Regions from separate parts of the Mus musculus genome. Here regions 2, 3 and 4 are each linked to region 1. Evidence: chromatin loops called from intact Hi-C (ENCODE). Cell type or tissue: left cerebral cortex. All regions are shown on one strand. Links, peaks and the distances in the headings refer to the core of each region. The heading gives the core; the rest is flanking DNA.

Region 1 (7,797 bases), core at 1,902-5,901:
CACCTACCAGCAGCCATCCCCACCTCCTAAGAGATTACCCCCTCTCACCTGTGTCAGTGGTCAGGAGCTCGTCAACTAGAGACAGAGCCCCACGGGCCCTTCCCTCTCACATTGCAATGCTGACTGGCTTGTTCTTGTACAGTCCTCGGCTCCCGTGAGTCCATGAGTAGAACAGCCATTCCTGCCCAGAAGACAGTGTGGCACAGCACCTGACCTCATCCTCTGGCTCTTGCATTCTTTCTACCTACTCCTGCACAATGCCCTATCTCACTTTACCTTATTCATACTGACATATAAAGATGTTCCTGGGGCAAGGAAACAATTACTGATGTATTTTGCCAGTGTTAAAGGGAAACTGGCAGAACCCCAGAAACTCCAAAATAGTTTTAATGAAAAGTGAAGAAGTTTTGTTTTTCAGTCTTCTACCATAATAATCAATTGTAATATAAAACATAGGTGTATTTAGTTTTTCTCTATTCTATCTATACTCTTTTCCATCTCTCTGCCTAAAACTTGGCAAATAAATCTCTAGTCTTGAGATTAATAGAACACCAGGGAAAAGAAGTAAGTACTCCTATGAGAAAGAAGCGCCAGATGTTTAGACATTGATTTGAAAATACACGATCATATTCTCAAGTACCCTAAATAAACATAATTGTCCATTTTTAAATTTGATATGGTGTTCTGATGTTTAGAATCTTGCCTCTTAGATACATAAGTGGTAATACAGATGAAATAATACAATGTGAGTTGCTAAAGATTGAAATAGGGAAGTGGATAGACGTATGGAAAACATACTGATAAACCTGGGGAGCTCACGGAGGCTCGTTATACTGCTTACACCGACACCAGAGGCTGGTTCCAAATGCTTAGTCGTTGTCTGTAATAGAAAAACTATAAACAATGAATTTTCCCTGGTAGCGTCTTCAAAAATAAAACTCAAAATAGCTGTAAAAACAGTGCAGCAGAGCTGTGGTTGTGACATCGCCTCCCGGATAATAACGCTAAGCAAAGCAGTTGAGTGCAGAACAGAGTGAATAGCATAGTCATGCCATCACAGAGTACTATGGAAACAAATGCAAGGAGGTGGTTTTGGTTTGTGCTGGTTTAGGTTTTGAGACAAAAGCTCACTGTAGTGCCCATGCTGTACATAAACGCCAGGGCTCAGGAGACCGTCCTGCATCAGCCTCCACAGGAGCTGACAGTAGCCATTCACTCTTATGCTTGATAGATGCCTGGGATTGACATGGGACTAAAAGTTGAATAGTTGAAAGAAATTTGCTCAGGTTAGCTCATATTTTTTTCTTGTTTATAATGGGCTGAATTAATATTTTACCATGTCATTCCCCATGAGTGAATGTGTACATGTCGTGTTCGAGTGTGTGTGTGTGTGTGTGTGTGTGTGTGTGTGTGTTTCTGGAACTGAAATCTAAGGAGGATTCATGAATGTTACCATAGCAATTTATCTCTGGCCTGCATTCCCAAACCATCTGTATTACTTTTAAAATAGAAAGTAAATCAGAAAGTCATACCCATCTCATGAGGGTGCTCGCTGCACTGGTCGACATTCTCCTGCATGTGTAACCTACCATAAGTGCACATAGAACTTTCCAGACTGCTGTCTTGCTGAACTCTTTTTAGTGTATCTCCAAAATACATGAAAACCTGGAATGAAGGAAGTTGAGTCTTCTACTAGATGCTGCCCATGTAAGAAATGACAAATTGAAGGCTCAATACAGTACGGTTTATTTGAAATTATATCCCAAATTTAATTATTAGACTTTCAGATGTTAAATGGTTTGTGTTCTCATTTCTCTTCATATTCTTAACAGAAGAATCAAAATGGTGTCATTGATTTTTGTGATAGCATATGCCCAATTTCTTCTACAGAAAATGATAGAAACTGCTGGAAAGAACAACCTTCTGGATATTCAGCTGGAAAAGACTAACAGCTTATTAAAAATAATGCAAACAAAAGAAACCTCGATGAAAGAAGGTCAGTTCTTTGCTGCCTAAAGAAATAATAATCAAGGAAGGTGCTCACTGCAGTATCTGACATTATACCCCATGTTTGTAACCTACCTTACGTGCATATAGAATGTTCCAGAGTGTTGTCTCATAGCACTCTATAGTATAGCTCCAACATAGGTTTAAAAAAAAAAATCAGATTGAAGGAAGTTACGTCTTCTATCAGGTTCTACCCATGTAAGAAATGGCGACTTGAAGTCCTAGTACAGATCTATAAAACCACGTGGGGCAAAACTAGAGCTCCTCCCTCATAAACTGATGAGTCATCAGTTTTAAGAGTTATAACTGAAGCTGTGAAGTGGCTCGGTCGCTCGGTGGGTAAAGGCACCTGCAGCCAAGTCTGATGACCTGAATTTGATCCACAGAATCCACATACAGATCCACAGTAAAACAGTATCAATTACCCAAAACTATCCTCTGACTTACACATGTCATGCATATGCATACACGTGTATACACACACCCAAAGAAAGCAGTAAAATGCGGAAACATTTAAAAAAAACTATATGCATATACTTTCTTTTTTATTTGGTACTTCTTTTTTGATTATAATATCATTTCCCCTCCCCGTTCCTTCCTCCAAGCCCTCCCCTATATCCCTGCTTGCTTGCTTTCAAATACTTAGCCTCTTTTATTCTTTAATTGTTGTCATAAGAAAATATGTATATATGTTTTCAGAGCTGACCGTGAAGAGCATATACAATCTTCGCTGTGTCTCTGAAAGGCCCTAGTAGGATGATCCAGTCCCTAGATCTTATCTTCTAATACCTTTCTCTGATAAAAAGAACCGGGTTAACGTAGGATTAGGCCAGGTATGGTGTGACATTACAGGATTCCCGCACTCAGGAGACTGAAGGAGGAGGATTGTGACTTTAATACAACTATAGATACAGAGAGAGAGACTTTCTCATCTCAAAAATATTTTTTAGAAGGGAAAGAAATGAAAAAACAAACCCATAATAATAGAACTGTCAAAAATAACTGAAAGAGCTCTCGATGACCAAAGCTGTAGTGATTTCATCAACAAAATAGCCTTAATTTGCTTTCATAAGTAAATAATAAAGTAAGAAACAGCTCTCCAGTGTGGCAGAATCCAACTGGCTTATGTAGATAATTTGTCCTCAGACAGGTGGAGCAGGACTCCAGGCACACTCATAAAGTAATTCCTGTTCTGTAGGGAAGCTCACAGCATAACAAGGTGGAACATGTAAATTACATGGTGTCAAACTGGGTAAATTCTACCTCAGCCACAGGATCAATGACATCAAAATTAATACTGTACTACCACCATGCACCTTCGATGTGATGTGATGTGATGTGATGTGATATGATGTGATTTCATACCATATGATACGATGAAAACTATGCTTTACATTTGTAAACTTCTCATTTCTACAGCCCCAATTCTAATCATGAGGTAAGTGTCCCACAGATTCCCATTGTGGGACACTTCTTAGACCTAACTTCTTGTTAGATTCTGTCTCTTAAAGTTTCTACAATCTCCCAGTGGCTCCATGAGCTAAGAACCAAACTTTTAGTCCATGAACCTTTGGGAGACATTTCAGGTCCAAGACTGGAAGTGATGCTTTAATTGCATTTAATTATTTCAAACTACTCTATGAAATAATTACTAATAAACAAACTGATAATTAATACTAGATCCTAAATTTACACTAAAATCAATATTGGTGTACTAAATTATTAAAAATAGCTTAATAATTGAGAAATTTTTAATAGGACAGAATAACAAATTCTGGACAAAAGGATAATGTAGATTTAAGTTTGCAAAGATAATGAAAAGCTTTTGCTTAAATCACTGAATGATACTGTATTTCATGAATTCCTTAGCTACCTAATTTCTAGTGGGGAAAAATGTGGTGAGCCTGCCATCTTGTGTTCAAAATTTTAAAATACTTTTTAAAAACTAGTATGCAAAGAGCTTCAAGGTGAATTTCATTTGCTAATTACTGAGGAAACTTCACCTACCTTATTTCACTAATTGCTAGATTCCTTCAAATAAGTGATGTTCATTACGAGAAAGAGAAGTACTGACAGAACACATCTCTCCTATAACATCATCTAACACAGAAACATGTGAAGCAGGTTATCGGCTAATGCCTACCAAGCAAATGTAATTTAACCAGCATTCTGATAGTGGGAAGTAAAAGCAACAAGAGAAGAGAAGGTGACGGAGAGCTGCGTGAGTGGTTGAGGGAACAGACAGGAGAGCAGGGAAGGGTAAGAGACCATAACAGTAGTCCCTTGTGCTAGTCGTGAGACTTTGGACTTTTGCAAAATAATCATGGTTGAAGAAAATATTTTGCATTGTTTTGAAGACACTGGCACCAAGATAGCTGATGTCTTGGAACACAGTTTTGGGTTTTTAACCCTTTCACAGCTCTCCTCTTGCCCAGGATTTAGTTACAAATCTAGGAGAACATAACTGCTCAGCAGTAACAAAAGCCTCACCTTATATTTCCTCACTAGCTGTGGCCCTCCACCTTTGTGGCCCTCTACCTTTGAACAACCTTACTGTGACTTGTCTCTCTCTTCTTAGTGTGTGCATTCCTGGAAGCATTGCATGCAAACACTTTTTGTGATTCCCAGACATGTCCACATGTGAGTCGCTTCCAGGAAAAACATTGCTAAGGCACATGGGAAAATCTCTACTGTACGGTGCCTTAGAAAAGTAATTACGAAATGTTGGGGTTCATTTCACATAAAGGTTGATTATAAAGTACTTATTGTTTGTGCTGGCTAGTTTTATATCAAGTTGACACAAACCAGAGTCTTTAGGGAGGAGTAAACTTGCTGGGAGGGGGTGGTGCATTACTTTAATCCCAGCATTCTATGGCAGAGGCAGGCAGACCTCTGAGTTTGAGTCCAGCCTGCATTACAGAGAAAGTTCTAGGGCTGAAAAGCTACACAAAGAAACCCGTTACCACCAAGGATCATGCAGATGTCCATGGTATATGTGGGCTGTGCTGCAGCAGGGCCATGTCGATGTGAGTAACCTGTGCAGTCACCTCAGGTCATGTTGATATTCATGGTCCTGCATCAGGGGACTGTGTTGATATCTGTAGTCTGTTGTCACCTGAAGCCATGTTGGTGTCCTTGATTCATGTTGTCCTGGAGGCCGTATTGATGTGCTTGGCCTGTGATGCCACTTAGGGCTCTGATGGTGTCTGTAGTCTAAGCTGGGACAGAGGCCCATGTTGATGCCTGTGGTCTATAATACTATCACTAAAGACCATGCTGAGGTTGGTGGCACATGCTGATACTGGAGACCATGTAAATGTCTGTGGTTGGTGCTCCTGGCTGGCTTTAAGGTTAAAGGAAGCTACTTTGGCAGTTGCATCGATGACTGCAAACTCACAGTTAAGAAAGAGGGACATAGAAGGTGTCAGTATGAACCCCTACTTCCACTACCAACACCCCTGGAAGAAGAGGTAGACAAGAAGGGAAAGTATCAAAGAACACTCTTAAAAGTTGTAATAAGGATGCTGTAGTGTATGTGTTACAATTGAGGGCTTCTGGTGGTGGTGCAGGTGGGAAAGGACTGTTTTCTTTAAGGGACTGGCCACTGAGAGTTTGACCATACTGGAGTTGTGTTCCTTCTCTTTCTCCTCCTCCTCTTCCTCTTCTGGTGTTGGAAAGTCATAAAGTTGGGGAGTGGACTTGGGAGGACTAGGAAATGAATATGATGGAGTGAGTGATGTGAAATTCTAACATAATCAATAAAAATATTAGAGAGAGAGAGAAAGAGAGAGAGAGAGAGAGAGAGACTCCTTTGAGAAAATGGTTCTAGAAGATCAAGCTGTAGGCAAGCTTCTAGGGTGTTTTCTTAATTGGTGATCTGTGGGGGAGGGCCCAGCTCATTATGGGTGGTGCCATGCCTGGGCTGTTGGACACCTGGGTTCCATAAGAAAGCAGGCTGAGCAAGCCAATAAGCTGCACTTCTCCATGGCATCTGCATCAACTCTTGCCTCCAGGTTTCATTGTAACAATAGTAGCCCTAATGCTATATATTGTAATTCATCTTGAGATGTCTGGTTGCTTTAGTAAGATCACATAATTTTAAGTTGAATATTATTTTCTTTCAGCTCTTTCTATCAAGATTTTCAAACAAATGTATCTTATGTTTTAGAATGTATTATTCTTCATACTATGATAAAAGGGCTACAACAGACTGTTCAATATCAACACAATTTGAAAGGTAAGTTAGAGAAATCATTCTTAAGACCATGGTTTGGATCCTGGAAAGATGATTGATTGAATGTGAGTGTGCTCACGTGAGTACAAGCTGTAGAAACCATGTCTCAAATAAGTAAGAAAAAAGGGGAAGGAAGAAAAGGAAAGGAAAAGGGAGTGTGGGGGGAGCAAAGGAGGAAGGGAGGGAGGAAGTAAAAGAGAGCCACATGTGGCAGTACCAACTTACAAAACCCAACCCTGGTGACAGACAGAAACAGGTGGATCACTGTGGCTCATCCAGGGGCCAACTAGCCTGACCTACCTGGAAACTCCAGACCAGTGAGAGACCCTGTCTCAAAACACAAGGTATATTTGTATTGCTGGTAGGAATATAATGCAGCGTTACCACAAACTGGTGATTACTCAGAAAAATGAAACATAGAATTACCATTTGATTCATAAATTCCACCCCAAGATATGAACAAAAAGCAATAAAAATCAGAGACATAAGTTTTTGTACACTAATATTCATAGCAGCATTACACAAAGGTCGAAGTAGCCCCTTGCAGATTGAATATAAAATGTGCCCCAAAGGTCCATGTATTAGAAGTTTAGTCTCCAGCCCATAGGAGAAAGAACACTGGGAATATTGTTTTGTTTGTTTAAAAATATTTTCTTATTATTGGTATGTTTTTCACTCAAGGGAAACTTGGGTGACTGGGAACATATCACATGGTGCTTGTGTGTAAGAAAGAAGACAACTTGCAGAAGTCAGTTTCTCCTTCCACCCTGTGGGTTCTAGAATTTAACTCAAGTCCTTAGGCTTGGAAGTGGTAGCTTTTGTCCACTGAACCATCCTGGCATTCCATACCTGCCCCTTGGGTTTATATACAGAGGCTTATTTTGTAGTGTAAGCTGGCCTGAAACTTATTATTTAGCCCAAACCGGCCCAGAACTTGCAGCAGTCCTGCTTCAGTGCCCCACGAGCTAGAATTACAATGGAACCCATCACACTGGCCTCTGATTGTGCTTCCCTCAAACCCAACCTCTGCTGCCTCGTTCTCTATGTCTAGAACCCTAACCTTAACCCTAACCCTAACCTTTCCCAGTGTCAAGATGACCAAGGTTTCCCCAATCATGTTCTCACATTATTTCAAACACAGCAACACTGTAAAAGGTTTATCTAATACAGCTATTGCATCTGACCTTAGTAAGGTCTATGAGAAGCAGTAACTTCTTGTGTTCCTACATTTCCAGTTTATAGCAGTGTTGGGTGCATACTTAATTAGGTCACGCATGGTCTACAGAGTGAGTTCCAGGACAGCCAGGGCTACACAGAGAGACCCTGTCTCAGGAAAAAAAAATGTTATAAATATCCCCGTGATAATTTTAACTGCTATTTAGTAATATATTCCTTGATTATCTGTATACAGATGAAAATGAACAACTAAAAAGAAATGTTGATTTTATGAAAGAAAAGTTAAAATCTCATGAACAGGTGAGTTATATGCTATTGTGTTCAGTTAAACTCTTGAAAAGCATTTGTTCAAGGAAAAGCAAGTTGTTTTAATAAACATC
Region 2 (7,797 bases), core at 1,400-5,399, 730 kb before region 1:
AGTGCTGGGATTAAAGGCGTGTGCCACCACCCCTGGCTCTTTTTGGTTTTGTTTTTTGGGTTTTTTTGTTTTTTGTTTTTTGTTTGTTTTTGTTTTTGTTTTGTTTTGTTTTTTGTAGTATGGAAGTTTGATAAACAAAATCAGGAAGAGCTGTCATGGAAAGAGGAAAGAAACCCAGTTAGGAGGAAAAGGCAGCACTATTCAGGTGAATAGCATGCAAGCTTGCCAGGAGGAAGCATCTCTGCCAAGAGGAATCAGCCAATGTTCAACATGAATCAATCCACTTAGAACCTACCCAGCTAGAAACCTTAGGGTGACACAGCACCAGATTGAAAAGCTTCCAGGTAATTCCAGGTCATGCTATAGCTCCAGACAAGGAACTTGTTCACCATGAATGGGAGGGAGAGAAGGAAGGAGAAAGGGAGGCAGGGAAAGAAGCAAGGATGAAGGAAAATAAGGAAAGAGAGATGGAGAGAGGGAGGGAGAAGGACAGAGGAAGGGAAAGAAGGAAGGGTGGAGGGAAGTAGGAAGGAGGGAGGGAAGGAAGATTTTTTTTAAGCATGGTAAATAAGTACACACCTTTAATTTCAGAATTCTGTAGGCTGAAGCAAAAGAATCATGGGTGCCAGGCCTTCCTGGCCCCCATAGCAAGATCCTGTCTCCCAAAACAAAAGCATAAAAGCATTTTTTAAATATCTATCTCAGTTTACCTGTTGGCTACATTTAGCCAGAAAGTATTCAAGGTTACTGAAGGTATCCACCAGGTTCTCTCAGGTGTGTACTAAAATGAGTATTCTTGGCAGAGCAGTCTGCAGTGTTGAGGGAGGCAAAGGACTGAGGTATACCGTGGTCCCAGTGAAACGAACACAGGGGTATTACAATTCAGCACAGGGGTATTACAATTCAGCACAGGGGTATTACAATTCAGCAGAGGCGGATGACTTACGCGCTAAGCAAGCAGCCAGTAAGGCCAACCAATGCATAAGCGGGCAGAACACCCCAGAGAGCAGGAGCTGCACCTTCTTTCCTCATTCCTGAGAAGCCTAACTTTGAACTGGGCCATGAACTTTTTACTAACCCATAATTACAGCTCATCCACCTAGAGGTTTGCTGGCTTGAGAAATGGTTTAATGATTATATTGAAAGTGGGGTAGACTAGAGGTGAATAATTTAAACTTAGACAAACATGCACTGTCAAAAGAAAGTTTTTGACCTTGGCCCAAGGACATCCCTGTGTCCTGGTTTTTTGCATCTGCTCCATCACTTGCAGCAGGTTGGCTGGTGGTTAAGTGCATCCAAATTTGCATGCAATTACCCAAATGCCTCCTTTGAGGAATTTAACAACGCAATGACTCAGTTCTGAACCATTCCCTAGCACACGAGGGAGTCCTGTGATGACATCTTTAGATTCTCAACACTCAGAGATTGAAGGCAAGGAAATGAGCAACAGGGGAAGGAGTTCAAGAGCACACAGTGCAAGTAAATGCCCTGCGTGATGCACTCTTCTTAAGTTCAGGACTGCAATTTGAAACCTCTTCAAAGAAAACTTTGCAGGTTCGGGAAGAGGCTCCTGAGCAAACTGAACACTCCAAGGTGAATCCACCCTCCTCCCCACCCTCCTCCAGCACTCAGTTCCTTGGTCCCATACTCAAATCCAACCCGAATGTGTGCTTAGAGGCTAGACCCTCTACAATGTATAAGCAAAAATATCCACCACCAGCTAGTCTGCTAGGAGGGCGACTCAGGATACCATTCTGTGGGTCAAGGTGTTTGGGTTTTTTTGTTTTTGTTTTTGATTTTTGTTTTTTTACGGTCTTTGAACATTGCAAGTCTCTAACCCGGAGGGGACGGAGAGGAATTCAAAATAAAGGACCGAGGCGTTTGCAAACTGCAGCGGAGCGCCGCCAGCCCTCCTTCTGCTTCCAAACGCTTGGCAGGCTAAATCGCCCCGTGACAAGAGCTCCAGTCCGGGTTCCCCTTTCTACCGCCATATAGGGAAGGGGAGGATGGGGAGCGGCAGTCCGCCTCCGCAGCGCACAGCATCCGCCCACTTGGCGGTGAACTTGAGCCAGCAGCGGTTAACCCGGCCCGGGGTTCTGGGCCTCAGCCGGCGCCAGCAGCTCCCTCAGGTGGGGCGCAAGCCTCAGCGCGCCGCCCTTCTCCGCTCCTCTCCTCCAACCGGCCCTTACCTAGGGCGACGGCCCCGGGGACCCCCTTCCCAAGGGCGTCGGCCTGGAGCCTGGAGTCTGTAGGAGTGGCGGGAGATGGGGACGCGAGTCCCTGGACGCCGACAGTCTGTCTCTAAGGCGTTGCTGCGTGGCTTTGGTACACAGAGCCTCGACCGCTTCTCCACCGCTGCAAGCACAGCGGGGAAGTGGATGGAGAAGCAAAGACAGACAGACAGACAGACAGACAGACAAGCGGCGGCGGGGCTACCCTGAAACCCGAGCGTCTCCAAGCCCCCACCCCCAACCCCCGGGCACGGCGCTGCAGATGCCAGATCCCCGACCAGAGGCGGTGGAGATGGGCAGGGCAAAGAACGCGCGCGCCGCTCGCAGCTCGTCCGCGCGTGGCCTTCCTCTTGCCCCCCTGCACCTTCAATTTACCTTATGCAGGGCGCCCCGCGAGCTGCGGGCTGAGGCGCCGAGCCGAAGCCCAGAGGACAGGAGTTTGAGAGCCGCCATCTTCGGCCCCGGGTGCGGGAGACGGTGGCGCGCGCGGGAGTGCGTGCGAGTGCTGGTTGCCCGGGGCCGCGGCGGCGTCACCGGCTAAGAAGAGAGAAGGCAAGGCGAGCGGTAGGGCGGGCTGGAGGCTCGACCGCGCGTCAGTGACGTCCTCGGGACCTCAGAGCGGTGCCGCCCCTTGCTGCCTGCTGGCTTGTCAAGAAGCGAGACAGGGAGGGGCTCACGGCTAGGAATGGAAAGGCTGCACAGCTAGGACGAGCCCCGCGGGTTGTGCCGGGGCCGGAGGTGCTGGGCTCCAGCTCATCTGCGGGCACACCCGCAGCGGCGGGCGCTGCACTCAGGCTGGAGGGGGCGCTAGAGCCTGCCTTCCCCTCGCGCAAGGCTTGGCATCAACCAGGGTTTCGGGTTGCCAAGGGCCTGGAGGGTCTCTTACTGAACGTGTTACTTTTCCAAATCGCCCTCTGGAATGAGTACAGGTACAAAGGGTCACTGATAAAGATCTCCTTCCAGATCTAGACAGCTCACCTTTCCAACATTTCTCAACCCCAACACCCACAACTCTCTTCAAGTCTGGTTTTGCCCTTAGTTTCCTCTGAAACCCAGCAGCGTGCTGACTGACCCTCATGAGACATGACCTGCTTAACCGACAGAGGGACAAGATTAGAACTGGGCTGTTGTTCCCCATCATCCTACTCTGTGTTCCAGAATTTTCCTGGAACCGGAGTCCCAACAATTCCAGAAATTACAGAACAGGTATAAGCACAGAAGTGTCTGTCTCCTCTCCTCCTCGTCCTTGTCCATGTTGTATAATTCCCCTCACCTTGTAATGCTCTTCCTGTTGCAGTTTTGTATGAGAAAAGCCAGTCAAGGGACACAATGAACACAAAAATGCTCGGCACTAAATTTAGCTAATATTCGGTGGTGGGTTAACTTCATCGTTTTGGAGGTTTTCGTTTTGGAGTTTGTTTTTTGCTGTTTTGTTTGAGGAAGGATCTCTAGCTCTCTTAGGTCCCACTGAAACTCTATATATGGCTCAGGCTGACCTCCAACTTTTTTCTATTGCGGCAGCCTATCCCAGAGTATGTGCAATTGTGCCTGGCTCAAGCCTTATCTTTTGACTGGCACCCAACCGGCCTGAACCATTTCTTCAGGACGTTCTACACTCACCGCCGAGTTTAAAAGACCACTTGGAAGCCCGGGAAATCCTTTTATTGGATTAAAAGCCCATCGAGTCCTGGAAGAACAGTTTAAATTTGAAGTGATGCAAAACCCATGACAACAGTAAATGACTCTTTAACTTCCTTAAAAAGTATGCCGATACAATGAAGGATGAACAGTCCTGTTTAATTAAAACCTGTCTACTGGCCTGGGGAGATGGTAAAGACACTTGCCTCCAAGCTTAGTGACCTCAGTTTGATCCCTGGGACCCACATGGTAGCAGGGAAGAACCAACTCCAGCCAAGTCCTCCTCCGACCTCACATGCACTGCAGCGAGTGCATGCCTGTGTATGTGCGCCAAAACAAATGAATAAGGAATTTAAAAATCTGCACAGAAAAGCAACTACCTCAGTACTCCCTTAACTCAAAAATGTCTCCTGTAAAGATTACGGTTTTAACATGGAAATAAAATATCAAGTTAAACTATCATCTGATTGCATAGGAGAAGTGAACTCAGTAATCCTGGATATTTTGGGGGCGCATTTTAATAAGCTGTGAAGAGTTCGAATGTTTAAACCGAAGTCCCATGACTAGCCCTAACATGGCGGCTGTTGTGCTGCAGTTTTGAGAAGGAACAACAAAAGCTGGTACTACAGTTGTTCTTCCACTTTTTTCCTTCCAGGGCCACGTGAAAGGGAAAAAAAAAAAAAAAAGCACTGGCAACTTGTCTCGTAGTCATCTGACTCACTCTTCTTGGCTGGTCACATGTATTTCTCCTAAATGAAGACGGTGGATATTTTAAATTTATTATTCTGCAGAATTAAGGCTGCTAGGAAAAACAAAACCAAAACAAACAAAAAAGCAAAACCAGCCTCCGTACTGCACAGCCAGAAGGGAGAGGGGCTGCATTTTTTGATAAGCCCACGGCTTCATTTTACATCAGCTCAACAATGTGTAAGGCATCAATTCAACTTGAAAGAGTGTTTATTCTGTACCAATCTTTTTTCCTGATTCTACAAAAGCCATTTTAATTTATAACTTGCATATAAAAAGTCTGATTCTTTTAAATTTCTTATTAGTAGGACCATTTCCCTCTCCCATTATGTAGGCATGGGGATTGAGGACTGAATCTAAGGCCTCCTGCGTGGGCATTCCCAATGAGTATATCCCCTGTTCTGTTTTTAAGTTGCCCAGCTGAGCCTTAAATACACTCTGTAGTCCAGGCTGGACTGGAACTTCTCATCCTTCTGCCTCAGCCTCCCAAGTAGCTAGGATTATAGGCCTGCAATTGCAGGGCCACTTTCCTCAGTACTCTGAAAAGCAGTTTCTAACCAATATTCTACATTCATGAGATTTTCCTTGTAAAACCTTATACCACTTAACATTCACACTCTTAAAAAAAAAAAAACTGGCTAATGAAATTCAAAGACTTAAAAAAATTCCACACAGGTAATAAGGAAAGGGTTATGTTCTGAGGTTGTAGGTTGAGGTGTCCTTCACCAGGTAAATGTGACCTGTTAGATTGTAGTGGCAATGTTTCTGCTTGAGAGATTTCATTTTCATTCTCCTGAGATATTGTGCCATAGCTCATGCCTTTACTGAAGATAAGACACCCTTTCCTTTTGGTTAGCAGCATGTTCCTCCAGGATGAAAATCCAGGGCAGCTGAAGACTTGTTTTCAAATGTCGTCTAACCGGCTTAACTAGTGGTAGGAGTTTTATCTATGTGGTATGAGGCAGTTACAAAAATTCATAAATGCCTCATTCTATATAATGGTCCTTTAAGCAGTGTTTGAGATCTTTCAAACACTTGTCCTTCAGTAGGAAAACAAAACTTATCTCAAGGTTCTTATCAATTTGTAAAGCTAAAGTATTTTTTACTATGTAAATCATTGATTTGCCTATTTTATTAACTTAATATTTTCAAATTCCTTTGAAGCAATGATGTTTACTCAATTTTGTTTAAGTAATACATTAAAATGAATCAGATTGTTCCTGTTATATTTTTTATAGGAGAAAATGAAAATATATGAGTTACACAGTCAAAAAATGAAAATGAGAGTCATGTTACGGTGCTAAGAAAACTTCAGGAGAAAAACACAGCCATCTAAGTGTGCTCAGCTTCAGCATAGGACACCTGCTTTGGATTCTCAGCCTCTCCAATGTCAGGGAGAGACTGCCATAATTGACTTTGTTCCCCCTGAAACTGTGAGCCCAAAAATGAGTCCTTTCTTCTATAAACTGGTTTTGATCATTGTGTTTTATCACAGCAACCGTTAAATACAGAAGTTGGTGCTAGAGTGGGCTGAAGCTGTGTAGCACTTGACTGTGTTGCTTTGAAGAGGAAGGTGGAAGACTGTGGAGATCTGGCCTGGAGCAGCATCTGGATACTTTCGGCAGAACTTAAAAGGCAACCCTAAAGGAAGCCTGAAAGATAACCACACTGAGAGCAATGAGGACTGTGGAGACCCAGAGCAGAAGGTTTCAGAGAGGAACACTATCAGCCATTGGGCTCCAAGCTCTTGTGATATTTGGGCAAAGAATCTAATGGCCCTGGGCTTTGATCCTAAGAACTTACCTAAGGGGAAATTTTTAAAGTAACAGAATAATTTCTATAGTGGAATAAAATTTCAAGACCACATAACATTGAGTCTGTGGCATGGTTTTTATTGATAATGCTTCGGATCTATGATGGAAAAGAGACAGAAATTAAAAATGGACATTTTGGTGAGATAAGGAGCATTGGGAATCTTACTGCCCACATTGAAATAGAGGCTATAATTGCTCAGGAGTCAAGCACCATTAAGGAGAGACCTGCTCTACACTGGAATGTGGTTAACACTCCGCCCAGCTAAGCCTCTACATTCTGAAAGGAAAAAGACTAAGAGGTGACTAGCCAAACTTAGCAGGTATCTCAATATGATGTTATCTTGGATGCATGAAGGAGACCACACCGGTTCATAGACTCCTCTTCCTGGATCTTAGATGCATGAAGGAGACCATGCCGGTTCATAGACTCCTCTTCCTGGGCCTCAGGGAGCTGCTGGGGCCAAGAAACATGTGGAAGAGGGGTCACTACATGAAGGCTTTGAGAAGGCAAGAGGCTCTAAGAAAGCATTGCAGGAAACTGTGAAAGTAAAGCTCTTGCAGTAAAGATCCCAAATTTTTGGTGATTCAGCAGCCACGGCTTACCTGCTGTGACAAGTTATGCTTTGATTACTGTGCCTAGAGAGATCCATGAAACAAAAAGAAATTCTCCCTTCCCTAGGGACAAGATACTTCAAAAATGCTGGAGGCTGTTGTTTAAGGAAGATAACAAGCCACATGTTTTCGCACTCATAAACAAGTTTGTTTGCCCCAACTGCATTGGCTGTCTCTATCACCAGTAGGCAGAGGTAAGGAAACAGGAAACATGTCAAGATATATGCTTGTCCTTCATTGTATGTTTGTCCTTCATTGGATATTGATTGGCCTTGTGGGGTTGCCTTTTTAAGCCTCTGCAAGATGTGATTCATCACCAATTGCTGGGAACCTGGGAATGAACCGGGTCAGAGTCCATCCTCCTGGCCAGCATCTAATTAACGATTGCTTCATATTTGACTCAAAGATTGTGGTAGTGGTCTTATTCCCAACTGGTGAGATTAACACTGCCAAAGAGAACTGCAAACAGGGGCAGAACCAGCCCAGGAGAGATGTGTACGTCGCAGGCAGCAAAGGTGGGGGTGTAGAGGTATCTAAGCCCCTCGACATCAGATGTGAAACTACAGATTTGGTCTTGGCCCTGTTGAGTTCTGATCTTACTTTGGCATAGCATTCCCATTTAGAAGGTTTGTGGGTATTATATTCTGGGGTATTACACATTGAACACATGTGAATTGTGTTTTGATCTTACAGTGGTTACAATTAAGAGAGTTCCTTGAGCCTCAGAAGAGACTTTGGGCTTTTGAGTTTTACAG
Region 3 (7,195 bases), core at 3,196-7,195, 680 kb before region 1:
GGCTTTTTTCAGCCCTTTCCAGTAGAAATTAGATGTTCCTTTATTTTCTCGCTTCCTTTCACATGTCACCACAGTACAATGTGTTGTAATTTTTTTTCTTACTACTGAACGAACTCCATATCTTAAAATTTTATCTTTGCACACACTGTTCATTGCATGGTAGGTAGTAATGTCTTCTGAATTAATGAGGCATGATTTGAAATGCCAAACTTTGCACAAGACGGTTGCTGCTATTGCATTCCAAACTGCCATGCCCTCTATACCAGTGGTTGATATAGCAAAAGGGAGCATGTCTTCCTCGGAGGAGTCAAGTGTTACCTGGACACTAAACCTGAGAAAATAAGACTGTCTTCACAAGCTGAGAACTTCCATTTTTGCCTTTATGACCTTTGGGGGCTCACTGGTTGATACAATTATGAGGGTATTTCTGGGTGCTTTTTGTACAATTTACTCCCCTACCCCAAACAATTGGAGAGCAATTTATAGACCATAATAGTTGTAGTACTTTCTACTGTGGTGTTATAAAAGGAAAATACATCTTTTGGTATTAATCTTGATGAGTAAATTGTTTTATTTAGAATGAAGTAACCTCAAAATAACAAATACTCCACATAACAATAAGCCTATAATAGACCCTTTCAATAGCTAATATGTGCCTACAACATGCCATATTTTGTCCTAGGCACTGAGGATATAAACACCCTCCTGTTACAGGCTTTTAGTGGAGGAAGAATGTACAGTATGCCAAGTGATAACACACTTAGCAGGGTGTAGGGGACTATTGTGACGTGGAGATGGTGCTATTGTATTTAGAGTGGTTAGAAAGATCCATCTAAGCACTGTCTTCAATTTCCATCCTGTTTTTTCTGATGCCTTGTGTATGCAGTACATCTGAAGATTTTCCTAAGGAAGTGGCTCTTAAAACCTCCTTTTATTGAATCTAATGGCTTTCTCATTCGTGGTGTTTCTGATGCCTACAGCCTAAAGGTCTTGGGTTCTTTATTCACTTGAGGTGGTTTTCTGTCCACCGCCCAGTTCCCTTTTCTATCTTCTATACGGTTATTACATCTTTCCACAGAAACCAAAACTCTGTACTGTCTTTAGTATTACTTCCCTATTATTTTAAACACAGTATGAAGTAGCATTGTATGGAAACATTACAGTAAGAGGTACTTAATATAGACACAGCGTATGTATTATATCATGCTGGTGTTTGGTAGCTTTTGCTTTCCTGCGTCTAGTGAAAATTTATCTTCGGTTTGAATTCTCTGCTGTTGATTAAATGTAAAATGTTACAGGATTTTCCCACAATCCTTAAACGTTTATCACTCTTTACTCAGTGTGAGTTTTCTGATGTGGAGTAGACTTTAAGACTTGATTTAAGAGCCTGTCTCTCTTGCTATGTTTATAGGCTGTCTGGCTGCTGTGCATTATTTCATGTTAAGTCACATATCATGACATCCCCTTATCCTTTGCTTACAGTGGAAAAAGGTGAAAGTCATGACTAAGAGGCCACCATAAAAGATACATTCCCAGCCTCACAATCTTGTGCTCAGTCTTGTGATGTTCATTAAAGTATGAACTGTGTCTGAAGGTGTTTTCCAGTTATCTTCATGACATTTTAAATACCCACCGCTACTAACTTGGTCTGCTTGTAGATTGCTTGTCTCCTGGGGCCCCTTTATAACTCCATGAGGATATTTCATCTGTCACAGAGTCCAGGATTCAATAGTCCTCTAGTATTACTTACCCTTCATTCATTTACTATAAAAGGAAATAGATTATAAAAGTATTATGTCTACATAAGCTTAAGATAGCCAGGATTAAAAGTATTCATTATGTACTATGCCGGTGTTTCCTAGTTTTGTTTTTGCAAATTTTAGTGACATGTTCCAGCTACAGTGTTTTGGAACATATACTTAATAAAATAAAACGAAACCCCCCTACTTGTTTCTTACTTTCTTTTATATTTTATTCTTGCATCACTTTTCTGTCCTAATTTATGAATACCTTCTTTCTGGTCCTAGTAACTTTCAAAGAGAGTAGCATAATGATTCAGATTGTGAGTTCTTGAACTAGAAGGCCTGAGGTAAATCACAACCCTGTCATTTCCTAACTGGAACTGTGTCAATTGCTAAGTCTTTCTGTCTTTAAATAGTATATATTTTTAATTATTTTTAAGTATGTATAAATTGTGTGTGTGTGTGTGCATGTGGGTGCATGTGGCCCATGCCCGTGGAGGCTAGAGTCTCAGATCCCCTGGAATTGGAATTAGAGATGGTTATAAGTTACCTGATGGTGCGAGGGACTCCCAACTCCTATCCTCTGCAAAAGCAGGAGGAGCTCTTAGTACTGAGCCATGTTTTAACAATTCTATAATGAAGCTGATTTCTTCCTCGCTCAGTAGATAAGTCACATTTCCTTGTAATATAAAAGCAGTGGCATTTTCATTTCTTCATACTTAAAATGACTTATGCTAATTTTCTTTCTCTGAATACAAAACACAGTTTAGAGAGGAGAAAGGCCATATAAGTAATTAATTCATAAGTCTTTCCCCTTGTCCTGATAATCTGAGCAAGTGGTTGACCTACTCATTGCTGAGCAATGTCATAGGAAAGAATAATCATTTTTAAATGTATGCTCTGACAGACCCTCAGTTGCCCAGCTTCCAGCTTTATTGAATGTCTGTTACTTTTCATTTGGAGCTTCAGGTACTGCATTTTGAATGAAGGGCCCTTGTGAAAAGTGTCTAGGGTCCACTACTGAGCATTATGTACTGTTACATGCAGCTATTGCTGTGTTACTTTCATATTTATATACTAGCAACTATTTCCTGTAGCCTAGCGTGTTTTTAAAAGATGTGGCCTTTGCCTTCTACTTCGAAGATTGTAAAATGGTATTAATTTTTAAATATCCTATGGACTAGATGTAGAATGTTTTGACAATTGATATTAAACCAGTTGTATATAGATGATAAAATTTAACTGTTTTCCCAAAAAACAAAAAACAAAGCAAAACACAAACAAACCATCTTGGAATAGTAAGTGGTTAAAGGTTGACAGTGATTTTGAGATAGATTATGTGGGCTCCGCCCATCTTCCATGTTCTCCAGAACAAGGTTTACACCTCAGGTTATAACGTGGTGATCCTTACTAGATTATTCTAAAAGATTTTAAAGAATTTAACACGTGACTACTAAATCCGAAGTATTCCCGTGATGAAGTCTAGATGTGGAATGGGTTTGGGGATTAGATTAAGTGAGGTAATCTACTTTAAAGAGACTGATAACCTGCTACCAAATAGGTATTTGTGTCTTTCCTAAAACTATATCCAGTGCTATATAATATTTTGTTATATAGCCTACCTCTCATTTCTTAAATTTCTTTTTGATTATGATTAAAGTTACTAGAATAGACATCACTTTTGGAAGATTAAAAATTCACTAATGGCTTTTAATAGTACCACATCCAGGCTTTTCTTTCCTATCAAATTTTCTTCTGACCTTTTATGATAGATCATTGATTGAACAATTTTTTAGTGTATGTACATTTTTGTCGTGGGCTTAAACTCACCATTTTGGTAGAAAATACCTAATAATGGAGTTTGAGGAAGTAAATGCAAGCAAAATGTGAGTGGCCATGGCCAGAGATTGGATTCAGGTTGGCACACCAAGTTGTGGAAGCAGTTGCAAGAACTATTATAGCCACAAAACAAAGACCATACATCAAATACATATACCACCTACGCTGATGAGGGCATTATGTACACAGCCTAGATAAAATTGGCTACATCTTGCCTGGCTTTCAGATGTTACAACATTATTTACTTTAAAATCGGTAAAGGGGGCAGGTGTTTGAGAGATGGTTCAGCAGTTATAAGAATGTACTGTTCTTTCAGAGGGCCTGAGTAGGTGGCTCTCAAGGGTGTGGTTTCCAGTTCCAGGGTTTGTGATGCCTGTGGCCTCTGCTGGAACCTGAGTGCTCATGCATATATCCACATACATGTAGTTAAATAAAATTTTAAGCAAAGCTTACAAGTTTCACCCAACCTCATGAGGTTAGACCAAAACCAGATTGAAGTTAATATTAAAAGAGCTACGCTTGAGGCAGTTTTGGCTTCCCATCTACAATAGTTTCTCCACAGCACGATGTTCTAGTCAGCCAAGGTTATCTTTAATAACACATAAGGCTCCTGATAGCCTCCACGGGCTCAGTTTTTGCTCAACTCCAAGTGGTAGATTGCTGATTCCAAAACACAGAAGCACACATACAGCCTACTTAATATCTAACGCTTAAGGGGAAGCAAGATTTCAGAAAAAGGGTGGCTGTTCAACAAGCCCTAGCTCCCAGGTCCTTGTGGTGACGCACAGAGGCAGGGAGGGACCCGGAGGATGTGTAGTGTGGGAGGGTTTGGGCTAACGGGGTGAGTCATTCCGGGCCACCTCGGCCTGGAGCCCTGCCCAACCGACCAGCCCGGGTCGTACCAGCGGGGCGGAGGCGGAGGCCGAGCGGCTGGGGAGCCCGTGCGCCCCGCGGTGTCGCGCGGAGCCTGCGACCATGGCTGGAAGCGAGCCCCGCGGAGCCGGCTCCCCGCCGCCCGCCAGCGACTGGGGCCGCCTGGAGGCAGCCATCCTGAGCGGCTGGAGGACCTTCTGGTATTCGGTGGCCAAGGAGCGGGCGACGCCGACGGCCTCCCGGAAGGAGGCGGCGGAGGAGACGAGCGCGCTGACGCGGCTGCCGGTGAGCCGAGGCCGCAGGCCGCGCACAGAGACCGCCGCAGGCCGGGGGCCTGGGCCGGCAGGGCAGCCACTTCCGGGTGTGTGCTCGCCTGGAAGTGAAGTGGCCAGGATTGCCTTGATGGTAACTCTTGGTATCCCCCTGCCAACCAAGGTCGCACTACAACACTCACTAATGACCAGCGAGATCACCCACAGGTTGTCAGTCATCCTATTTGGATGTCTGGAAATCTGATGAAGGAAGTGGGTTAGCTTGGAAGGCATTCCAGTGTCTTTCTTCTGCACATTTTAATCCCTAGTCAATGTATTCCAGTTAGGGGGGGGGGGGGGTCGCCTAGAGCAAGCAACTCTGACATATCCAAAGCAACAAAACTGCCACATAATTGAAACCAGTAAAGTTACAAGTACCTCAAGTTAGGTCAGGCTGCAAAGAGGATGCATGCAATTTAAAGTTTCAGAGAAAGATAAAATAAATAAATAAATAAATAAATAAATAAATAAATAAATAGATTATACATTGTTGATGACAATTCCTTTATCTCAGTTGGGTTATTAGTACATCCCACTGACATTCACTCTAAATGAAAGCCACAGGCTTAGGTTACCTCCAAGCTTCTCTCAGGTGTCCTCGGAACCTGATTAATACTCTATAGAGAGAAATTCAAATGACAGGTTCACATGCTTTCATTTGATCTAGTGATAAAATCAGAAAAACCGCCACTTTGTTTTTTTAGATTTATTTATTTATTTATTTTATGTATATGTGAGTACACTGTCACTGACACACCAGAAGAGGGCACTGGATCCAAATTACAGATGGTTGTGAGCCACCATGTGGTTGCTGGGAATAGAACTCAGGACCTCTGGAAGAGCAGCCAGTGCTCTTAACCTCTGAGCCATCTCTCCAGCTTGAAAAAAATCTCCACTTGACACTCATTTATTTTTGAAGAACAAATTAGTAACTGGTACATCAACATACTCATGGAAAGAAATGAAAGGAACTGGTTACTTTGCTTGAAAAATAGAAAGGCAGAGCTTGAGTTTGCAACATTTCAGGTGTGTTAGGGATGAAAATGTTTAGTTTTGAATTTTCTATTGGTGGAGGGATGTTAAGATAGACTTATGTATTTTAAAGAACCAGTCATTCAGGCGACCTTCAGTACAATGATTCTTTACTGATTAGGCCACCGCAAACAGTTGCCCCAGACAGATGACCTCTTTCTTTCATGCTGCTTGCCTCTCTTTCAGGTTGATGTGCAGTTGTATATCTTGTCGTTTCTTTCACCCCACGATCTGTGCCAGCTGGGAAGTACAGATCATTACTGGAACAAAACTATAAGAGACCCAATTCTCTGGAGATACTTTCTGTTGCGGGATCTCCCTTCTTGGTCTTCGGTTGATTGGAAGTCACTTCCAGATCTAGAGATCTTAAAAAAGCCAATATCTGAGGTCACCGACAGCACTTGTCTTGATTACATGGAGGTGTAAGTATCTATTTCTGAGAATTGACAAGAGATACTAAACTCTAAATAGTGCACATTAGTTCTGACCCTGACGTTAGCTTGCTGCATAGGATTTGTCTGAATGCCCCTTGTTAAAATTAGGCCTTGAGCTAATTGACTTTTTTTCATAGGTCCCTTAGAGCTTTAATCTTTTGTTATTTTCCTGTGGTGACTAACCAGTATTTGATTAATTATATCTGGTATGGTAGACAAGAAAAAAAATTTTCTTAAACTTCTCATAATATTTGTAGTACTTTCCATTATGTTAAATTGTATATGCATATTCATACTCAGAGGAAGAATTTCCAAAGATCAGGAAACAGTTCTTTTTGATGGGGAAGAAGACTGTTTTTAAGACTACATGAAATACTTTTTATTATTATTATTATTTAACTGCCTGAAAGCCTCCAAGTTTCTTGAGTATCATGTACATGAGAAAGTTGCTTTTATTGAGCAAATGCTGCATATTGGATTCTATGGGCGTCTGCTCTGGGTATGTCCTTTTCCAACCTAAAGACTTTATCTTTGTGTTAGGGATGTAGGGGGCCAGAGAAGTTACATGGTTTGCATATAATATAGGGTGTAAAGAATTGGTTAATATTATTGTGTACCCTCAGAATATGTCACTGTACATAGGTAAAACTTGCTTTATTGTGAACTCCACATTTAAATCATAATAAAGCAAATTCAAAGAATCTTTGTCCTTTGGCTCTAAGAATGGTTTTACTTTGATTCAGTAGCTACATATAGGATTTCCTCCTCTACTTTCTTGCTCAATCTCTCCATCCCAGACAATAGTTATCATGTCAGATAACAGGAGACGACTAGATCAAAATGTATATGATCTCTATAGATAATCTCAAATTCCACTGGCATTTCTCTTTAAAAATTACTCTTATTTTTTTTGTATGTACATGTGGGTGGGTACGCATATTACATGCTACAGATGGAGGTCAGA
Region 4 (7,797 bases), core at 1,228-5,227, 1.8 Mb before region 1:
TTATTTTATATATATACACACATATATATATATATGTATATGTGTATATATATATGTATATGTGTATATATGTGTGTGTGTGTATATATATATAGTGTGTTTTGAGGCAGGGTTTCTCTGTGTAGCCCTGGCTGTCCTGGTACTCACTCTGTAGACCAGGCTGGCCTTGAACTCAGAAATCTGCTTGCCTCTGCCTCCTGAGTGCTGGGATTAAAGGCGTGTGCCACCACCGCCTGGCTGGAACTGGATTTATGGATGGTTATGAAGCACCACCTTGAGAGTGCTGGCAAATGAACCCAGGTCTTCTGTAAGAGCAAAAAGTGTTCTTACTGCTAAGCCATTTCTCCAGCTCCTACATTTCTAGAGGTGGGATTGCTAGAGGGAAGGGTTATACATTTACAATTTTGATCTATTTTTTACCTGCATTTTGAAGATTACTCTCCACAAATCAGTCGATTTGCATTTATAACATCACAGTTTAGGGCCCAGAGCAGGGATACCTAGCCCAATTCAATGTTCAAACGAAACATCCTGGAGGAGGTCCCGGGTTCACTTCATCTCGTTTTGTTTTATTGAGAGAGGGTCTAACTATGTGGTCCTGGGTGGCCTAGAACACACTGTGTAGACTAGCCAGCCACTAAACTGCAACGATTATTATTTTCCTGCCTCTGCCTTCTGAATGCTGGCATCAGAGGTGTGGGCCACCCTTTGTGGCATGTTCCCCACTGCCCAGTATTAGTGAAATTTAGTCTAGCCATCAAAAAGAGCAGAGAGTAAGGTTCCGGGTACAGATCAGTAGCAGAACCACATGAGACCTTGGATTCCAACCTCAGCAAGTGTACACACACACACACACACACACACACACAGAGAGAGAGAGAGAGAGAGAGAGAGAGAGAGAGAGAGAGAGAGAGAGACAGACAGACACAGAGAGAGACAGAGACAGAGAGACAGAGACAGAGACAGAGACAGAGAGACAGAGAGACAGAGAAAACACAGATAAAAGATCAGCAACAGGAAACCACAGAACCACAGACCGAGAGTGCTCCGGGCTGACTTCCTGTGTTTGTACTCTCTGTTGTCCTCTTTGCCCTCTCCAACAACAGGTATTTTTGACGCGTTTTATCTTTGCTAAGTAGGATTTCTGCCTTTCTTTGTTAACATAGATTTCTTTACCTGCCAGAATGACTTGATCCATTTCCTGGTTTGTAGGAAGCAATGGCTACAGAGGGTGCTTCCTCAGAACTCATAGAAAAAAAACGTACGAAGTTGCTCAGTGTCCTCCAACAAGATCCGGACTCTATCTTGGACACGTTAACCTCTCGGAGCCTGATTTCTGAGAAGGAGTATGAGACTCTGGAGGAAATCACAGATCCCCTGAAGAAAAGTCGGAAGCTGTTAATTTTGATACAGAAAAAAGGAGAGGACAGCTGTCGGCGTTTCCTCCGGTGTTTGTCTAATGCCTTTCCAGAGTCAGCGTCCACAGTGGGCTTCAAGCACGGTAAGTGGAGCTTTTAAAGTTTGAAGCAAAGGGGGAGGAAGCAGGTTTTCTAGAAGAGAAAGAGAATTGTTTCTGGTTGTTTGGATCTGACTTCCTGAGACGAGTTTTACTGAAATGTGAAACAGAATGTGTGTCGTTTCCAAGGCAGGGAGCAGTGGATCTCTCTGATCCAGGAGCTTGGCAATGGCTGATCACACTGTTCCAGCGTTTTCAGCTACCGTCTGGTGCCTGTTGCTTTGGCGGGGATTTGAAAAGAGCCCATTGTTGATAATGGCACCATCTAGGGTTTTCCTGTTTGTGTGAGTAAATTTGGAGATGTTTACATCCCCAGAGACCTTTGGATAGCCACGCTGAAGGTACAGGGAAAACCATTTTAAATGAACCAGTTGGAAGATCAGTAGCTCCTTGTCTGTGATAGGAACAGTAGTTTCTAGAAGTGTAGCTTCTCCATTTGATAAGTGATAAAGGTCTTGAAATTGATGCTTTATAAAATATGGTTATTTTTCTTTCTTAAAAAATCTGTTTATTCTAAAAATTTGTCCAGTCCCAAACTTTATCCAGCTAAACAGTTAGAATGACCATGAACCATGGATCTTCTCTCAGGGTTTTAGTCTTCGACTTTTTGACTTTTAGTTACATTTTTATTTACTTATCCCCATAAAAAGAGGAGGAAGGAATGATGATGGAGTTCAAACTGGGAGTGGAGGAAAAGTAGGTTTTTCTTCTATAATAAATATTGACTATACTTTTTTCTATCCTAATCCCTCTCAGAAAAAAATTGTATGAATTTTTTTAAAAATAAAAAATAGCTTTATATCTTCTTTCATGACGTATGCCCTTTTACCTGCATTCTGTCCTTTGTAACATAATAATATCTTTTGCTTGGTCTCCTTTTCAAATGTCATATGTAGAACCTACATTTCTATATATGCATACTAAATATGTATGACAAGAAAGTAGGAGAGCGAGCCGGGCAGTGGTGGTGCACGCCTTTAACCCCAGCACTCAGAAGGCAGAGACAGGTGGATTTCTGAGTTCCAGGCCAGTCTGATCTACAGAGTGAGTTCCAGGACAGCCAGGACTACACAGAGAAACCCTGTCTCGAAAAAAAAACCAAAAAAAAAAAAAAAAAAAAAAAAAAGAAAAAAAGAAAAAAAAAGAAAAGAAAAGAAAGAAAGTAGGAGAGAGCATCTCTTTTGGGAATAGACGGACTAGCTGGTGGAGAGTGGGAAGAGTGTGTTTGTAAGAGAGAGAGAGACAGACAGGCAGACAGAGACAGAAAGAATGCCACAATGAATACAATTCATTGTGGTTCAATTGATTAGTAAGAACTAGTAAAAATTTATAACATCTTAAAAAACATGACATGTTGGGCTGGAAAGATGGCTCAGTGGATAAGAGACTGACTGTTCTTCTAGAGGTCCTGAGTTGAATTCCCAGCAATCACATGGTGGCTCACAACCATCTGTAATGGGATCTGATGCTCTATTCTGGTGTGTCTGAGGACGGTAACAGTGTACTCACATAAAATACATAAATAAATCTTTAAAAAATGACATGTTACAAAAGATAACTCATGACATGGGGCAGGGACCTATTCTACTGTATTGTTTGGCAATTCAGGAAATGATCACTAGAGGGAGTTGTAGCTCTTTTTTTTTTTTTTTAAAGTAATCTAAAAGATGGCTCAAGATGATTTTAAGGGATGATAGAAAGGTAGGGGCTTAGGTTAAAACAGTGTGTGCTCAAGATCCTTAGTGTCGGACAGGTCTTGTTCTAGTTTCCTTTCTAGTCTCTGTATTCCGACAAACACAAAGTGTTTGTGGGTTTATTTTTAGTTTATAATTATAGGTTACATTCATCACTGTTGGAGCAGTCAGTGGCAGAGGCTTGAGACCGCTCCTTACATCATTTCTACAGTCAAGAGCAGAGACAAAATGCATACATACTTGCTTGCTTGTGCTTAGCGTGGCTTCTGTACCTCAGACAGCTCAGATCCCCTGCCTAGGGATTATGACCACCCACAGTGGCTAGCGTGGGTCTTCCCACAACAGTTAACTTATAGCAATGCCATGCCCAATGGCCAACTCAATGCAGAAAACTCCTCACCTGAGACTCTCTTCTCTAAGTTGTGCTGACAGTTAAAAGTAACCTTTTACAACAAACCTCGTAATCCTCGAAAAAAATGGATTTTACTATATCTAGAATTCAGTAATTGTCTTACTCTTTAAGAATTACTGGGATCAGATTTGCTTAGCAATGGCCCAAAGAAATCTGACTGCGGGCCTCGTCAAGTGTATAATTAAATACTGTTCATAACAAATATACTTCTTTTTGCTTATTTACCACGTGAAGTGATTTGTTACTACTGATCAAATGCAGTAGGCATTCGATCTATCATCCAGTGAAACAAAGAAGAGAGATTGAGTGTGTTCCTGTAGCCTTAGCTAGTGAGGAGGACTGAGGTATGAATATATTTGAGCTCAAGAGTTTGGGCCAGCCCAGTCAACACAGACAACAGTTTTTGTCTGAAAGAAAGGAAGAAAAGGCAATAAAAGTAAAGGGTGATGCTTTGAAGATCAGAGACGTCAGGTAATTTAAAATTGTTACATTGAAAAAGCAGAAGCAATAATGAAATGCTTTCTTTTCAGAAGTTCCACGGCAGGAAGCTGAAGAGACTGTGGGGGTGAACAGGAATTCTGAAGATCCCCTTTCTCTTGGGACAATAATCCCGGAGATAGCAGAGCTCTCAGAAGAGAAAGAATGTCTAGATCTGAGAGCTTTGAAGTTCTTCACCTACAAGGAAAGTGGCCACAGGGAACTTGCAGTATCCTCCCGGGAGAACCAGGAAGGGCATGGGACACCGCAGGTCACGGCTCCCCATTCAGTCAAAAGAGTTGAGTATGAAGTCCCAGCAAGTATCACCTTCTTAAGCAATGGACAGAGATACGAGGAGCCAGATGATTCGCTGTACTTAGAGGAAGGGGAACATCAAGAGTACCTTGGGTTCCCTGAAGATGTCGAGACTGTCTTGGAGGAAGAGGCCGGCAAGGACCCACAGTGCTTTGTATATGATAATGAAGAGGAATGGGAGAATGAAGAGACCATGGGGTTCTCCAGTGAAGCCAGTAGCTGTTCAGAGATCAATTTCTCATTGGAGGAGGAGGAGGAGAAAAGCGCTGAAGGTATAGAGACAGTGTGTATCAACTTATCTATGGACTAAGAAGGTGCCATGACACATGATAGGGCAAATCAACTAATCAGAAACCTGGCATTTCTCTGATGGTGGCTTTCTCCAGGGGAGGGTATTGAACGAAGGAGTTCTCAGGTCTAGGCCAATGGGAGACAGTACCGTTAAAAGACTCAGTGTCTGAGGGAAGCATATTTGAGGACCTCCTCTGACTACCACAATCTGTGGATATTCCAATCCCTTATTTAAAATGGCATAGTGAACCAGGCCTGGTGGCTCATGCCTGAGATCCTAGCACTCAGAGGCTGGGGCAAGGGGACCACTGGAAATTTGAGCCTAATCTGAGACACAGACTGAGTTCCAGGCCAGCCAGGGCTAAGACTGAAAGCCTGTCTCAAAAAAATTGAAAGAAAGAGAGAGAAAGAGACTTGATACTTATATGTAACCTCTATACATTTTTAAAAATATATTTATTATGTTTTAGGTTTAACTGCTCTATAGTAATTACATGTATTTATGGAGCATAAGTGTAATATTTCAACAAATGTGAACAGTGTGTAATAGTCAGGTGAGGGTAATCGCCATGTCTCTTGCCCCCGAAATGATTTGTTGGGGACCATTCAGAAGCCTTTTGCTGGGTGAGGGGTACACGCAGGTGATGCCAGCACTCCGGAGGCCCAGAAAGGAAGACTGGGAGTTTGATGTCAGCCTGGGCTAATGAAGTCCCGTCTCAAAGCAAACACAAAATAAAATAGCTCTCTATGCTAGCTGATCTAGAAAAATTAATTATTCTCAACCAAAGATGTCTCACTGTGATACAAAATATTAGAAGTTATTCTTCCTTTTTATATGCATACCCAGCTTTTAAATTACATCATTCATTCATTTATTTGTGTGTGTGTAGGTGGGGGATCTGGAAGTTAGAGGACAATTCTCAGGAGTTGTTTTTCTCCTTTCTTCATGTGTGTCCCAGGGATCCAGCTCAGGTCATCAGGCTGGGCAGAAAATGCCTGTACGTACAAGGCTGTCTCCCTGGCCTAGAAGTTATTCATTTATTTATGTATGTATTTTTAAATAAGATAGAGGTTTTGTTTTTGTTTTTAATTTATTTATTTAATATATGTGAGTACACTGTAGCTACCTTCAGCCACACCAGAAGAGGGCATCGTATCCTATTACAGATAGTTGTGAGCTATCATGTGGTTGCTGGGAATTGAACTCAGGACCTTGGGAAGAGGAGTCAGTGCTCTTAACCGCTGAGCCATCTCTCCAGCCCCTAGAAGTTATTCTTAACTATTGCACTCCAGTACCCGTTAACCATCTTCTCTCCATCCTCCCTTCCTTCCTTCAATCTCCTAGAATACCCACACTAAAAAAAAAAAAAAAAAAAAAAAAAAAAAAAGAATACAGGCTCTATGTAAATAGTTATTTTTCAGGGAGATAGAACTATTTCCTTGAAAAAAGTCAGTCAGTGTGTTCAGAATAAACATATTTTCCCAAACGTTTTTTTTTTTTTTTTTTTAAAGATTTATTTATTTATTAAATGTAAGTACACTGTAGCTGTCCTCAGACACTCCAGAAGAGGGAGTCAGATCTCATTACGGATGGTTGTGAGCCACCATGTGGTTGCTGGGATTTGAACTCCGGACCTTCGGAAGAGCAGTCGGGTGCTCCTACCCACTGAGCCATCTCACCAGCCCTCCCAAACGTTTTTGATCTGCAGTTTCTTGAACAGCAGATCCCTAATCTTGCATATGGAAGCTGTCCATATGAGCAGAAGTAAACACGGATTATTGGCTTAGTGATTTCTATAGTCGCTTCCCATTGTGCAGTAGGGGTTACCTTACTCATTTATTTCTGTTATTTTTTTAAAGATGTATTTATTTATTTTATGTATATGAGTTCTAATGCTATGTATATGAGTACACCATTGCTCTCTTCAGACACACCAGAAGAAAGCATCAGACCCTATTGTAGATGGTTGTGAGCCACCATGTGGTTGCTGGGAATTGAACTCAGGATCTCTGGAAGAGCAGTCAATGCTCTTAACTGCTGAGCCATCTCTTCAGCCCATTTTTTTTTCCTGTTTTTAATTAATCTGTTCATTGACAATTTCATTTATGTGTATATAATTATGTATTCTGGCCACATTCCTCACCTTCTATTATTACATATCCACAAGCCCCTCCTATACCCAACAAGCCTCCTGGCCACTATCAGGTCCTCTGGTTTTGTGACCCATTGAGTTGTCCAGGGTCACCTTTAGGGCACTAGTGTGCATTAAACATTGGAACATGGGCACCTCACTGGTGCTATACCGAAGACTTGCCTCCTAGCTGCCACCGACTGCCAGTAGCTTCCCACAACCACCACTGACAGCGCCAACAGGCACATTTCTGTGCAGATGGCTCTGAGTTCATGAGCACAATGACATGAGTTCAATAGCAGACAGTGTTCTCAAGGCCCTTGTCTCCATCTGTCCCTTCTTCTACAATGTTCTCTGTGTATTGGAAAGCATCGAAGGGATGTTCTTTTAAGTGCTAAGCACTTACTAGTCACATATGGATGAGTCCCAGCCATGGACACCTTCCTCTGCAGTGGGCTTGAGACCCAGAGCAGAGTCCCCTGACATCCAGGGTGGCCTTGAAGCCAGCATGGCCTGAGGATGACTTTCAGCTTCTGATCTTCCAGCCTTCACCTCTGAAGTTCTAGGATTGCAGGCACAATCCACTGTTCATGGTTTTATTTCGTGCTAGTGATGATATTGTGTGCGTGCCAGACAAGCATCCTACCTCCCAATCTACATATCTAGTCAGTAGCCACTTTGACATTACCTTCTGTTTCAGCTTAAGGCACCTTGGTAATTTTAGAGGCTTTGTAACCAGAAAGAAATTGGGTTTTGCAATTTTTAGGTTTTTTTTGTTTGTTTGTTTTTTCTTTTTTCGAGACAGGCTTTCTTTGTATATCCCTGGCTTTCTTGGAACTCACTTTGTAGACCAGGCTGGCCTCGAACTCAGAAATCCGCCTGCCTCTGCCTCCCAAGTGCTGGGTTTAAAGGTGTGCACCACCACGCCCAGCTGCAATTTTTAGTTTTAACCATGGAAGT

What was found. A loop is a pair of places that touch in the nucleus more often than their neighbours do. Peaks named below come from ENCODE experiments on the same cell type or tissue, not always from the same donor. Only the 100,000 strongest peaks of a DNase experiment are listed, where the experiment ranks them.
Region 2: it touches region 1 in a loop (2.8-fold over the local background); 2 of 42 quality-filtered maps call a loop at or near these places.
Region 3: a loop joins it to region 1, with 2.6 times the contacts of the local background. A loop is called at or near these places in 5 of 42 quality-filtered maps.
Region 4: a loop joins it to region 1, with 6 times the contacts of the local background. A loop is called at or near these places in 2 of 42 quality-filtered maps.

What each region holds. Positions count from the first base shown.
Region 1 is chr15:3,292,300-3,300,096 of GRCm38, reverse strand. It overlaps Ccdc152 (coiled-coil domain containing 152), which reads left to right. Exons shown (of 9, transcript NM_001166063.3): 3 at 1,891-1,996; 4 at 6,176-6,244; 5 at 7,653-7,717. Gm41254 (a long non-coding RNA gene) reads right to left here and starts at 1,407. Exons shown (of 5, transcript XR_003951534.1): 1 at 49-1,407. In left cerebral cortex, for the core only: a CTCF peak has its summit at 3,928 (motif pointing left); a DNase peak (open chromatin) is centred at 3,926.
Region 2 is chr15:4,021,659-4,029,455 of GRCm38, reverse strand. It overlaps Oxct1 (3-oxoacid CoA transferase 1), which reads right to left and starts at 3,028. Exons shown (of 17, transcript NM_024188.6): 1 at 2,607-3,028. The coding sequence starts at 2,684. It overlaps BC037032 (cDNA Sequence BC037032), which reads left to right and starts at 2,050. Exons shown (of 2, transcript NR_028266.1): 1 at 2,050-3,437; 2 at 6,112-7,797. In left cerebral cortex, for the core only: CTCF peaks have their summits at 2,041 and 3,025 (motif pointing right); DNase peaks (open chromatin) are centred at 2,033, 2,839, 3,698 and 4,498; H3K4me3 peaks cover 2,312 bases; H3K27ac peaks cover 3,019 bases.
Region 3 is chr15:3,976,786-3,983,980 of GRCm38, reverse strand. Fbxo4 (F-box protein 4) reads left to right here and starts at 4,408. Exons shown (of 7, transcript NM_134099.2): 1 at 4,408-4,739; 2 at 5,984-6,219. The coding sequence starts at 4,557. AW549877 (expressed sequence AW549877) reads left to right here. Exons shown (of 6, transcript NM_145930.3): 6 at 1-1,946. In left cerebral cortex, for the core only: a CTCF peak has its summit at 5,536 (motif pointing right); DNase peaks (open chromatin) are centred at 3,920 and 4,439; H3K4me3 peaks cover 1,238 bases; H3K27ac peaks cover 1,572 bases.
Region 4 is chr15:5,101,792-5,109,588 of GRCm38, reverse strand. It overlaps Card6 (caspase recruitment domain family, member 6), which reads left to right and starts at 1,056. Exons shown (of 4, transcript NM_001163138.1): 1 at 1,056-1,106; 2 at 1,213-1,501; 3 at 4,153-4,686. The coding sequence starts at 1,219. In left cerebral cortex, for the core only: a CTCF peak has its summit at 3,121 (motif pointing right); DNase peaks (open chromatin) are centred at 1,660 and 3,087; H3K4me3 peaks cover 740 bases; H3K27ac peaks cover 541 bases.